Linked DNA regions of Homo sapiens: region 2 is linked to region 1. The links are chromatin loops, found by intact Hi-C in ENCODE. Cell type or tissue: heart left ventricle. All regions are shown on one strand. Links, peaks and the distances in the headings refer to the core of each region. The heading gives the core; the rest is flanking DNA. Region 1 overlaps RASGRF1 (Ras protein specific guanine nucleotide releasing factor 1). Region 2 has its middle 6.3 kb from the start of CTSH.

Evidence for each region. Hi-C counts contacts between places; a loop is a spot of excess contacts. Peaks named below come from ENCODE experiments on the same cell type or tissue, not always from the same donor. Only the 100,000 strongest peaks of a DNase experiment are listed, where the experiment ranks them.
Region 2: it touches region 1 in a loop (3-fold over the local background); 5 of 110 quality-filtered maps call a loop at or near these places.

Annotation. Positions count from the first base shown.
Region 1 is chr15:79,005,224-79,010,711 of GRCh38, reverse strand. It overlaps RASGRF1 (Ras protein specific guanine nucleotide releasing factor 1), which reads left to right. Exons shown (of 27, transcript NM_001145648.3): 14 at 4,278-4,526. LOC105370917 (a long non-coding RNA gene) reads right to left here. Exons shown (of 3, transcript XR_932519.4): 2 at 4,731-4,823. Among named protein-coding and RNA genes, the nearest start is that of CTSH, 63 kb to the right of the region's middle. RefSeq lists a silencer at 3,291-3,585 and an enhancer at 4,022-4,857. In heart left ventricle, for the core only: a CTCF peak has its summit at 3,382 (motif pointing right); DNase peaks (open chromatin) are centred at 3,381 and 4,491.
Region 2 is chr15:78,948,755-78,954,015 of GRCh38, reverse strand. No RefSeq gene overlaps it. Among named protein-coding and RNA genes, the nearest start is that of CTSH, 6.3 kb to the right of the region's middle. In heart left ventricle, for the core only: a CTCF peak has its summit at 2,899; no DNase peak of the experiment used is centred there; H3K27ac peaks cover 452 bases.

The DNA.
Region 1 (5,488 bases), core at 270-5,269:
AGAGAAAGTCCTTTACCCTTCAGGCAAGGCCTGTCATTGATGCCTGGGAGATAGGAATACCACTTGGAGCATTCATCAAGAAGTGTTGAAAGATCAGAGAGAAGCAAATCTGAATTTCCACTGAGAAAATGTTCACATTGTAAGGCACTGAATACACTTTCTAGCAGGGATAGCAAGTATCTGGCACTCAAGCCAGTCATCTCCCATCCAGAGCCCCTGGCAGACATTGCTAATGGATCACAGCACTCTCTTGTGTTGAGTCTGGAAGCACAGCTCTGGGCCACTGCTACCAGTCTGCCTACTTTAATGCACTCTCCCATTTTGCAGACAGGGAAGCTGAAGTGCAGGATAGTTCTACAGAATATTGGAAATATTGCCGGGTGCAGTGACTCAAGCCTGTAATCCCGGCACTTTGGGAGGCTGAGGCAGGCAGATCAATTGAGGTCAGGAGGTCGAGGCCAGCCTGGCCAACACAGTGAAACCCCATCTCTACTAAAAATACAAAAAATTAGCTGGTCATTGTGGTGCATGCCTGTAATCCCAGCTACTCAGGAGTCTGAGGCAGGAGAATCGCTTGAGCCCGAGGTGGAGGTTGCCATGAGCCGACATTGCGCCACTGCCCTCCAGACTGGGCGACAGAGTGGGTGAGACTCTGTCTCAAAAGAAAAAAAAAAAAAAACAAACAAAGAGGCTGGGTGCAGTGGCTCACTCCTGTAATCCCAGCACTTTGGGAGGCCAAGGTGGGCAGATCACAAGGTCAGGAGTTCCAGACCAGCCTGGGCAACACAGTGAAACCCCGTCTCTACTAAAACACAAAAAATTAGCTGGGTGTGGTGGTGGGCACCTGTAATCCCAGCTACTCAGGAGGCTGAGGCAGGAGAATCACTTGAACCCGGGAGGCGGAGGTTGCAGTGAGCCAAGATCGCACCACTGCACTCCAGCCTGGGCAACAGAGCGGGAGTCCATCTCAATTAAAAAGAAAAAAAAAAAAGAATATTGGAATTGCCAGAGGCACTGGAACCAACAGTGATTGTGAGGTTTAAAACAGAAAAGGAAAGGAAAAGGAAGGAGTAGAGAATGCAGGGGCTTTTCTTCACTTTCTCTTCCCCTTCCGGTGGCAGGAGCCCACAGAGAAGGTGCTAGAAGCAAACCCTTGCCAGAGGGGTCAGATGATCCCTATTTGGATGCCAGGTCTGGGCTGGATGCTTTGGGATCCGTGACATGGGAGTAGCTGTACTCTCCCTCTGAAACATGCAGCCCAGTGGGAATGACTTGGCTTCATTTGAGAGACAGTTACTGAGCCCCTTCAGCCTCCAGGGCTGGACGTAGCCCTTACTCGATGTTGCTGTCCCAGGCACTTCCTCCAGCCCAGTATTTCTTTTATTATTGCTTCTTCACAGTTTCTCACCTTCCTTTTGAGACTTTTAGTGTTGACTAAAGGAAAAATGATCAACTTTTAAAGAATTCAGGTTTGTTTTCTTCAGAAGCCTTCCTGAGGACTGTAGACGGAGGCCAGCAGCCCGGGAGCCACCCTTCTGTGAGGTCCTATCAGATATCAGCACAGTGTTTCAGCCCACTGCTTAAATGCAGGTGGGGGGCTCAGCACCTGCAGAATCACATCAGACTTGCTGAGAAGTGACACTGAAGCAGAATCACATCAAGGTTTGGGCCTGAGAGTGCGTCTGGTTAGAGATGACAGAGGTGTCATCACTAACCTTATCAGACGTCATATTATGTTTGGGAAAGGCAAAGACGAGGGTCATTTATCTTGTAGGGAGAATAGAGACTCAGGCAAGAGACCTGGGAGGCCATGTGCTCTGGCCTGCTTTGTCCTCAAAGCATCTTTCCGGAGCGCTGCACATCGTCACGGAGTCAGGGGCCTTGTGGAGTCATGCCAGCAAGCAGAAATGAGCAGGCGTGGCTTCTCTCGTTTGCTACTTTGTCTCACGGTAGTGAGAGGTCCCCTCTCTGTCCACTCTGTGTTGCTTCCATTTTCTGTCATTTCAACCTCTTTGTCCTTCTCTGAGTTCTAGGGGACTTTCTCAAATGTGTTTAATAGACCACTCAGATTTTCTGAGTGTCCGATCTGCCATTTGCTGCATCCGTCCCAGCCTTCAATTTAGCACTCTTGTTTTTCATGTCCAGGAAATCCTTCTGACCTTGGATTACTCCCTCTTCATGGTTGCTTCTCAAGGTCCCATAGATGCAGTGTATACTTTCCTGAATCTTGGTGGAAACCAAATCAGGAGTTTTCTAAAATGTTTTGTGTCTTGCAGCAAAGCTAACTTAGAAGGCAGCATTTCCTCGGTTTCTTTGGAATGCTCTCTTTTTGAACTGCAGTATCTTTACGGGCCCTGTGCTTTTCCCATATTGTTCTCATCCTAAAAAGAAATCCCACTGCCCTGCTCATTGAAGGCACTCGATAAAGTTTATTTATTTCAAATCCCAAGAATGCTTCCAAAGAAAAGTATTTAAGAAAGACAGTGTGAAAGGGATGCTATGTCCATTTGCTCACTTCCTCTGAGCACTATCTGCACTCCTAGGTAGAAGATACCCTCGAAAGAACAGGTGAGCCAGGTGCGGTGGCTCACGCCTGTAATCCCAGCACTCTGGGAGGCCAAGGCAGGTGGATCAAGAGGTCAAGAGTTTGAGACCAGCCTGGCCAACATGGTGAAACCCCATCTCTACTAAGAATACAAAAATTAGCTGGGCGTGGTGGCGCATGCCTGTAATCCCAGCTACTCGGGAGGCTGAGGCAGGAGAATCACTTGAATCGTGGAGGCAGAGGCACTCCAGCTTGGGTGACAGAGCAAGACTCCATCTCAAAAAACAGAAAAAAAAAAAAAGAAAAACTAGATAGTCTGGGCACAGTGGCTCACACCTGTCATCCCAGCACTTTGGGAGGCCAAGGCAGGAGGATTGCTTGAGCCCTGGAATTCGAGACCAGCCTGGGCAACATGGTGAAACCGTGTCTCTACCAAAAAATACAAAAATTAGCGAGGCATAGTGGCATGTACCTGTAATCCCAGCTACTGGGGAGGGTAAGGCAGGAGGATCACTTGAGCCCAGGAGAGCAAGGCTGCAGTGAGCCATGATCACACCACCGCACTGTACTCCAGCCTGAGCAAATGAGACCTTATCTCATTAAAAAAAAAAAAAAAAAAAACTAGATACGGCCATCAGCATGTAAGTAATAAGGACAAACAAAAAATAAAGAAGTAAATAAAAAGAAATGAGCACTATATTTGATTCTAAGATTCTTGGTAGTCAAAACAAAAAGTAAAACATGATTACAAAGACTCACAACATCCAAAAAATGAAAACCCAGAGTTGCCCAAGAGTCCTAATAGCTCCCATTGGATGACCAATAAAAGACGATTCCAGTGGCGTAAGCACCAGAGGGCGCTGTGTGGTACAGCAGCCTTCAGGGCCACTGGTTCCCACTATGCCCTGTAGAGGCTGCTGACCTCAAGTTCACAAGCAGCTGAAACAAGACCCCTGCAAGTTCACCCCATCTTAGCCCCTTTGTTCTGGCTAACTGCACTGGACACCTGTCCTTACATCTTGACAGCTGCTAGCAGATCAAATAGACCACATTTTGTTTTTCCATGTATCAGCTGATGGACACCTGGGTAGTTTCCACTTTGGGGCTATTACAAATAATGCTGCTAAGAACATTCATGTACACATATTTTTTTTTGAGGCAGAGTCTCGCTGTGTCACCCAGGCTGGAGGGCAGTGTCACAGTCTCGGCTCACTGCAACCTCCATCTCCAGGGTTCAAGCGATTCTTGTGCCTCAGCCTCCCTAGTAACTGGTATTACAGGTATGGGCCACCACACCTAGCTAACTTTTGTATTTTTAAGAGAGACAGGGTTTCGCCATGTTGCCCAGGCTGGTCTTGAGCTCCTGACCTCAAGTGATCCTCCCACCTCAGCCTCCCAAAGTGCTGGGATTACAGGCGTGAGCCACTGCACCCCATCCACATACACATTTGTGTAAACAGAGTTCCTTACGTCTTGTGAACTCAACAACAAATGTTTTTAAATTTGTAATACTTCTCCAGTATTTCTAGGGGTTTTATAATGGAGAGTTTTTAGGATATTGGGAAAAAGAAGTTGTAGCCCTCCTTCAGTGTCATCCTTCCCAAGCTTGTTCTCTTAATAAGACCATCCTGTGTTGTCAGTGTGTGGGGGAAGCAGTGATGAGCAGGCCTGGTGGGTGCCATTCAGATGCCTTTAGACCCACATCACCTCTGCATCCTTCCTCCCCTCTCAGGTCCGACGCCTCCTTATATTGTGATGATGTTGACATTCGCTTCAGCAAAACCATGAACTCCTGCAAAGTGCTGCAGATCCGCTACGCCAGTGTGGAGCGGCTGCTGGAGAGGCTGACGGACCTGCGCTTCCTGAGCATCGACTTCCTCAACACCTTCCTGCACTCCTACCGCGTCTTCACCACCGCCATCGTGGTCCTGGACAAGCTCATTACCATCTACAAGAAGCCTATCAGTGCCATTCCTGCCAGGTGGCTGAGGTGCCCTCCTCCTCCCATGCCCGGAGAGCTTCCAAGCCTTGGAGGAAAACTGAGCTTGCACGGGGCCGGGGGGTGACCTGGAAGGTCCCTGGAGGAGCAGCAGTAACGTGTTGGGGTGCTGCGGGACACACACCGCCACTGCCCCCTCTCCCCAGGAACCAAGCCTCCCTCTGCAGAGAGGCAGGGACAGCTCACCTGCCTGGTGCTACTGCTCAGTCTCAGCTGCTTCCATCTCCACCTGCCAGGATCCTGGGGTGTGGAGGGTGCTCTCACCTCTTAGCCCCGCTCCTGGAAGCACAGGGTCCCACCGTCACCAAAGGACAGTGCTTCCTTTGGTGAAAAAAGAGAAAGGAAATGAGGAGGGGAAGGAGGACAGAAGGAGAGAGGGAGAGGGAGAAAGAAAAATAAAGGGAGAGAGGAAGGAAGGAAGGGAGGGAGGGAGGGAGGGAGGGAGGGAGAAAGGACTCTTACCCCTGCTTTGCTTAGACCACCTCCTACTCTAAGAAATGATGGAGCCCTTTTTGGCCTACTTGGGGTGAGTCAACATAAGGAGTGCAGGCCACCTTAGCCTTTGCTTCTCAAAAGTCATGGGGCAATGAAGGACTTGGCCAAGGCTGTCCAGCAGTAGGCCAAGTTCAGGGATTGGCTCAGGCCCCTAATGGACTTCACTGCATCCAGGAATGGTAGGTGATTATCTTTTCCGAGAGGCCACCTACCCAGATCCCAGTTGTGGACAGCCCATCCCAGCCCTCAGAGGCTCAGAGGCTCTCTGAGTGCCCTGCCCCAAAACACCCTAGGCAAGACATTATGCCAGAGCCTCAGCTCTAGGGCTGCCTGGAGCAGAGCTCCTGAATCACACTGGCTCCCCAGGGCTCCCCAGGAACCTCACCATTCCTCCCCCAATCCACACCTCTGCTGCCAGAGCAACGCAACGACCCAGAATACACCCGTTC
Region 2 (5,261 bases), core at 1-5,000, 56 kb after region 1:
GCCAACAAGCACATGAAAAGATGTTCAATACCACTGGTCATTAGGGAAATACATATCAAAACCACAATGAGATACCACTTCATGCCCACTAGAAGAGTTATGATCTAAAAAAAATGGAAAATAATAAGTGTCAGTGAGAATATGGAAAAATAAGAACCCTCATACATTGCTGATGGAAATGTTAAATGGTTCGGCTGCTGTGAAAAAATAGTCTGGCAGTTTCTCAAAAAATAAAGAGAGTCACCATATGACCCAGCAATTCCACTCCTAGGTTTATATCCAAGAGAAACAAAAATGTGTCTACACAGAAACTGGTACACAAATGTTTATAGCAGCATTATTCATAATAGCCAAAAGGTGAAAACAAGCCAAATGTCCATCAACAGATGAGTGGATTTTAAAAACGTAGTATAGGCCAGGTGCGGGGTGGCTCACACCTGCAATCCTAGCACTTTGGGAGGCTGAGCCTGAGGATGAATTGCTTGAGCTCAGGAGTTCCAGATCAGCCTGGGCAACATAGTGAAACCTTGTCTCTACAAAAAAAAATACAAAAATTAGCTGGGCATGGTGGGGAGTGCCTGTGGTCCCAGCTACTCAGGAGAGTAAGGTGGGAGGATCGCCTGAGCCTGGGAGATGGAGGATTCAGTGAGCTATGATCACGCCAACGCACTCCAGCCTGGGCAACAGAGGGAGACTCTGTCTCAAAACCCTGTCTCAAAAACAAAAACAGGTCCCGTCGCTACTAAAAATACAAAAATTAGCTGGACGTGGTGGCAAGCACCTGTAATCCCAGCTACTCAGGGTGGCTGACACAGGAGAATCACTTGAACCCGGAGGCAGAGGTTGCAGTGAGCCAAGATTGCACCACTGCACTCCAGCCTGGGTGACAGAGCGAGACTCCATCTCAAAACACACCCACACATACACAAACACACACACAAAACATAGTATAGCCATACAATAAAATATTACTCAGCTTTAAAAAGAAATAAGTACTAACGCATGCTATAACTTGGAAGAACCTAGAAAACATTACGCTGAGAGAAGAGAGACACAAAAGGTCTCTTATCATATGATTCCTCTTACATGAAGTGTCCAGAATAGGCAAATCCATAGACACAGAAAGCCGAGTAGTGGGTGCCAGGGGAATGGGGTGGGGAGAGGGGAATGAGGAATAATTAGTTCATGGGTATGGGGTGTTCTTTGCAGGTGATGAAAAAGTTTGGAAACTAGAGAGAGGTGATAGTTGCACAACATTATAAATGCACTAAACACCTCTGAATTATACACTTCAAAATGGCCTATTTCATGTTATGTGAATTTTGCCTCAACAAAACGAGGAAAACTGGCTGTAACTGCTCATTCACAAAGCACTTCAGATGTGATCAGGAGATTATGTAGATTAATGGGATAACTGAATTGCATACCTTAAAATGGCTGAGTATATGATATATGAATTTCACTTTAATTTTTTAAAAGTTAAAAAAAAAGAAAGAAAAAGGGATTGGCAAGGCAGAGCTTCTCAGAGGAAGGGTCTTAAACTTGTTCTTGAAGGAATAGAAGAAGCCCAGGGTTTCTGGAGAGAAGAGGGGCTGGGGTGACCCAGATAAGGTAGACGTAAGTGATGGGTTGAGCTGCAATGGGGTGAGGAGTCCAGGGAGAGAGGGACCCTGGGGGCGGCAGGGAGGTAGAGGCAGGTGGCGGGTGGGTGGGCCTGGGTATGGGGCTGGGTGGGTGGCTGGTCCCGGAAGTGTGCAGAGGCACCACAATAGGGCTTTGGTGCTGAAATCTTGCAGGCTCAGTTCCTACCTGGCCTGATTCCATTTTCATTCAGTCAAGCCCTTATCAGCCCTTGTTTGCTTGTTTACTATGCAATTATTACCCAAATCAGACCAAGTGACTCATGACCCAGAAATAGTCAAGGCCCTTCTCATCGCCAGGAAGGGGAGTTAGGAATGTTCTGCTCACGTCGGGCAGGTCCAAGCAAACTTGCAATCCTCTCTGGTCACTGCCTCTTCTGGGTCTCTCCATGGCCCCAACTGTGCCTTTCTATTTCTTTGTTCCCTCTAAACCTTGCACCCACCTGCAAACACCATCCACCCATTTTTGCTTCTCTCGAGAGACTTCTCAAGGCACCCACAAGCCTAATCAGGAGGTGAGTACAGCACCTCCAAATGTCTTTATTCCAGGACCCGAAGCCCTTCAAACATCACCTTCAATGCCACAAGCCTTTTACCATCTGACTCAGAATAAACAGTAACAACCACTGCTACTGCTACTGCTACCATTTGTGTTGTGCCTGCAGAGAGCCAGGCTCTGTGTTTGAGCACTAACACACGAGTGTGTTCCATTTCACTGAAGACACAGGAAACCAGGGAAGTGATTTTCAAAATATTTAACCACCAGTGTGGCGTGGGCACTGAACCACTCAGACTCACGGCCAAACTGGTACAAACTGGCTAAAGATCAGTCAGCTGCAGGAAACCCTGAAAAGTCATAAAGGATTAAACGTGAGTGTGTGGTGCAGATTATTAATTCAGGAGTTCAGGAAGAGGAAGTTTCCGTAGAGGAAAAATTCAACTGGGGTGAAATTTGGAATGGGTTGGGGACGGTGTGGCTAAGAAAGAGGAGAGGTGGGCAGAAGAATTGGGATGGGGCTGTGTCCAGGACAGGAAGTAGACCTGTGAACTGATGCTGAGTGCAGTGGTGGTGGGCATTACAAGCAGGATAAGGAAAAATCACAGAGGGTCCTAAGTGCAAAGCAAAGGAGTATAGGCTGTGAAAATTTGTGAACAAAGAGAGACTGAAGGAGGCCCTGGAGAAGAAACAACGAGGCTGTAACTGTGGGATTCAGAACTCCTGCCTCTGAACTCCAACTTCCCCTAGAGGTAGGAATTATGCCAACTAAGCTGGGATAAGCTCACACTGCACGGGAGTTTGCAGCTTGCAGAAAAGTCCAGAAATGAGTACTCTGTTACAGGGCCAGGACTAGGGCGAGAGCAGTGAGGCATACTACTGAGGTGCAAAATGTCAGGGAGTGTCCAAAAATGCAGTAATCAAGATAAATAATACTTGAATGCAATGTTTTAAAATGAAAAGTTAATGCAAAAAACACATGGTGAGCAAAATGTCACGTTTTAAAAATAAATATGGGATCAGGCAGTCGCTCGCGCCTGCAATCCCAGCACTTTGGGAGGCCGAGGCGGGCGGATCACCTGAGGTCAGGAGTTTGAGAACAGCCTGGCCAACATGGTGAAACCCCGTCTCTACTAAAAATACAAAAATTAGCCAGGCGTGGTGGCGGGTGCCTGTAATCCCAGCTACTCAGGAGGCTGAGACGAGAGAATTGCTTGAACCTGGGAGGCGGAGGTTGCAATGAGCCGAGATAGCACCATTGTACTACAGCCTGGGCAACAAGAGTGAAACTCCGTCTCGAAAATAAATAAATAAATAATCGACCTTTGGACTTGCACAGCATAACCTCGCTGCTTCACCCTGATCCTGGCTGTGATGAAACACCAGCTTCTGGACTTTTCTGCAGGTCTCCACACTTTTCTTGGCTGTGGGTGCAGCATCTCCAGGGTTTGGCCAAAGGGGTGGTGTTCTCCATGTTCTCTGGCTTTCCAGGGGACAAACAGTGCCTTCTCATTCAGTCAATGGACATTTTTCAGGCTGGAATTCTCTGACCCACAGCCAAGGGAAGTAATCAAGGTGGCTAGGCAGGATGTCTCCTGGCCAACAGAACTAACAAGAGTTCAAATTCACATTACAAGGCAGCTGAAGCTCCTTTGGTGGCTGAACCTCCTTGATGCGGACTTACACCCCTACTGTATTCGTTACCTTTTCCACTCTACAAACTTTGGTCACTCATCCCTGCATCCATTCATCCCTCCTTCCACCCATCCATCCAACAATACAGCTGTTGGTCCATCTTGCCATGGACAGAGCCGTCTATCCAGCCATCCCTTCTTCTATTCATTCATCCACACATGCATCCAAACACATAGCCAGGCACCCAACCACTGAGCCAATCCCCTACCGACCTACCATATAAAATCAGCCTGTGGATGTGGAAGGAGTCCCACCTCTTACCAGCAGGCCTACTTAACTTCTCCAAGTCTCAATCTCTTCATCTGAAAATTGAGTATGTGTATGCTCATAAGGGCCTTCACAGGGTTGTTATGAGCAGTAAATAACAAAACCCATGTGAATGGTGGCTATTATATTACCATGGTAAGAAAATGAATGTGGCAAAAGGCCCAGCTTGTCTGCTACAATGTTGGCTCTAACAGGTGATCTGGAAAACCAGTCAAACCTGTAGTTAACAGTTGTGGGGGGTGGGGGAGGGGGGTGATAAAGTTGTGTTATCCTTTTTGTTATCCCCAGATTCAGCTTAAGGAAAAGAATAAATGGATGTGGGGCAGGTAACAATGACTAGAACATTCATGCAGGAGGCATTCTGCATGCAGGCAGTGACTGCAGATTCCAGGACCTGTGGTTAGCGGACTCCTATTGATGTTTCTGGGAACTCTAGACCTGGAAGTTCAGGTAGGTAGGCAAGCCTCAGGACTCATCGTCATCACTTGTTCCCATGGGGCAAATGCTTTAGTGGAGAACTCTGGACTCAGGTAGCCAGGGGTTCATAGCAGGGGTTCAAATCCCACTCTTACTTACTTGTGTGGCCTTAGACAATGTACGTAAGTGCCTCAATTACCCCATCCGTACAATGGGGATTAAGAAGTGAAGATTCTGCTGATACGGTGGCTCAGGCCTATAATCCTAGCACTTTGGGAGGCCGAGGCAGGTGGGTTGCCGGAGCTCAGGAGTTTGAGACCCGCCTGGGCACCATGGAGAAACCCTGTCTCCACTAAGATACAAAAAATTAGCTGGGCGTGGTGGTGGGCACCTGTAATCCCAGCCACTTAGGAGGCTGAAGCAGGAGAATTGCTTGAACTGGGGAGGCGGAGGTTGCAGTGAGCCGAGATCGTGCCATTGCACTCCAGCCTGGGCGACAGAGCGAGACTCTGTCTCCAAAAAAACTAAATAAAAATAAAATAAAAGGTGAAGAGTCACAAAGTTTATTTGTGTGAGGCACTTGGAGCAGGGTCCAACACATCCCCACAAGAGGTCATGACTCTGACCATGGATAGGCCTGTTCTTTGCCCTTGGCCTCTCAGCCCCCATATGCACCAGACCTTCAGACCAATGAGGCACCTGCCAGTTTGGGTGTTTCATCTGGTGTATTGGTTTCTTCCTATTGT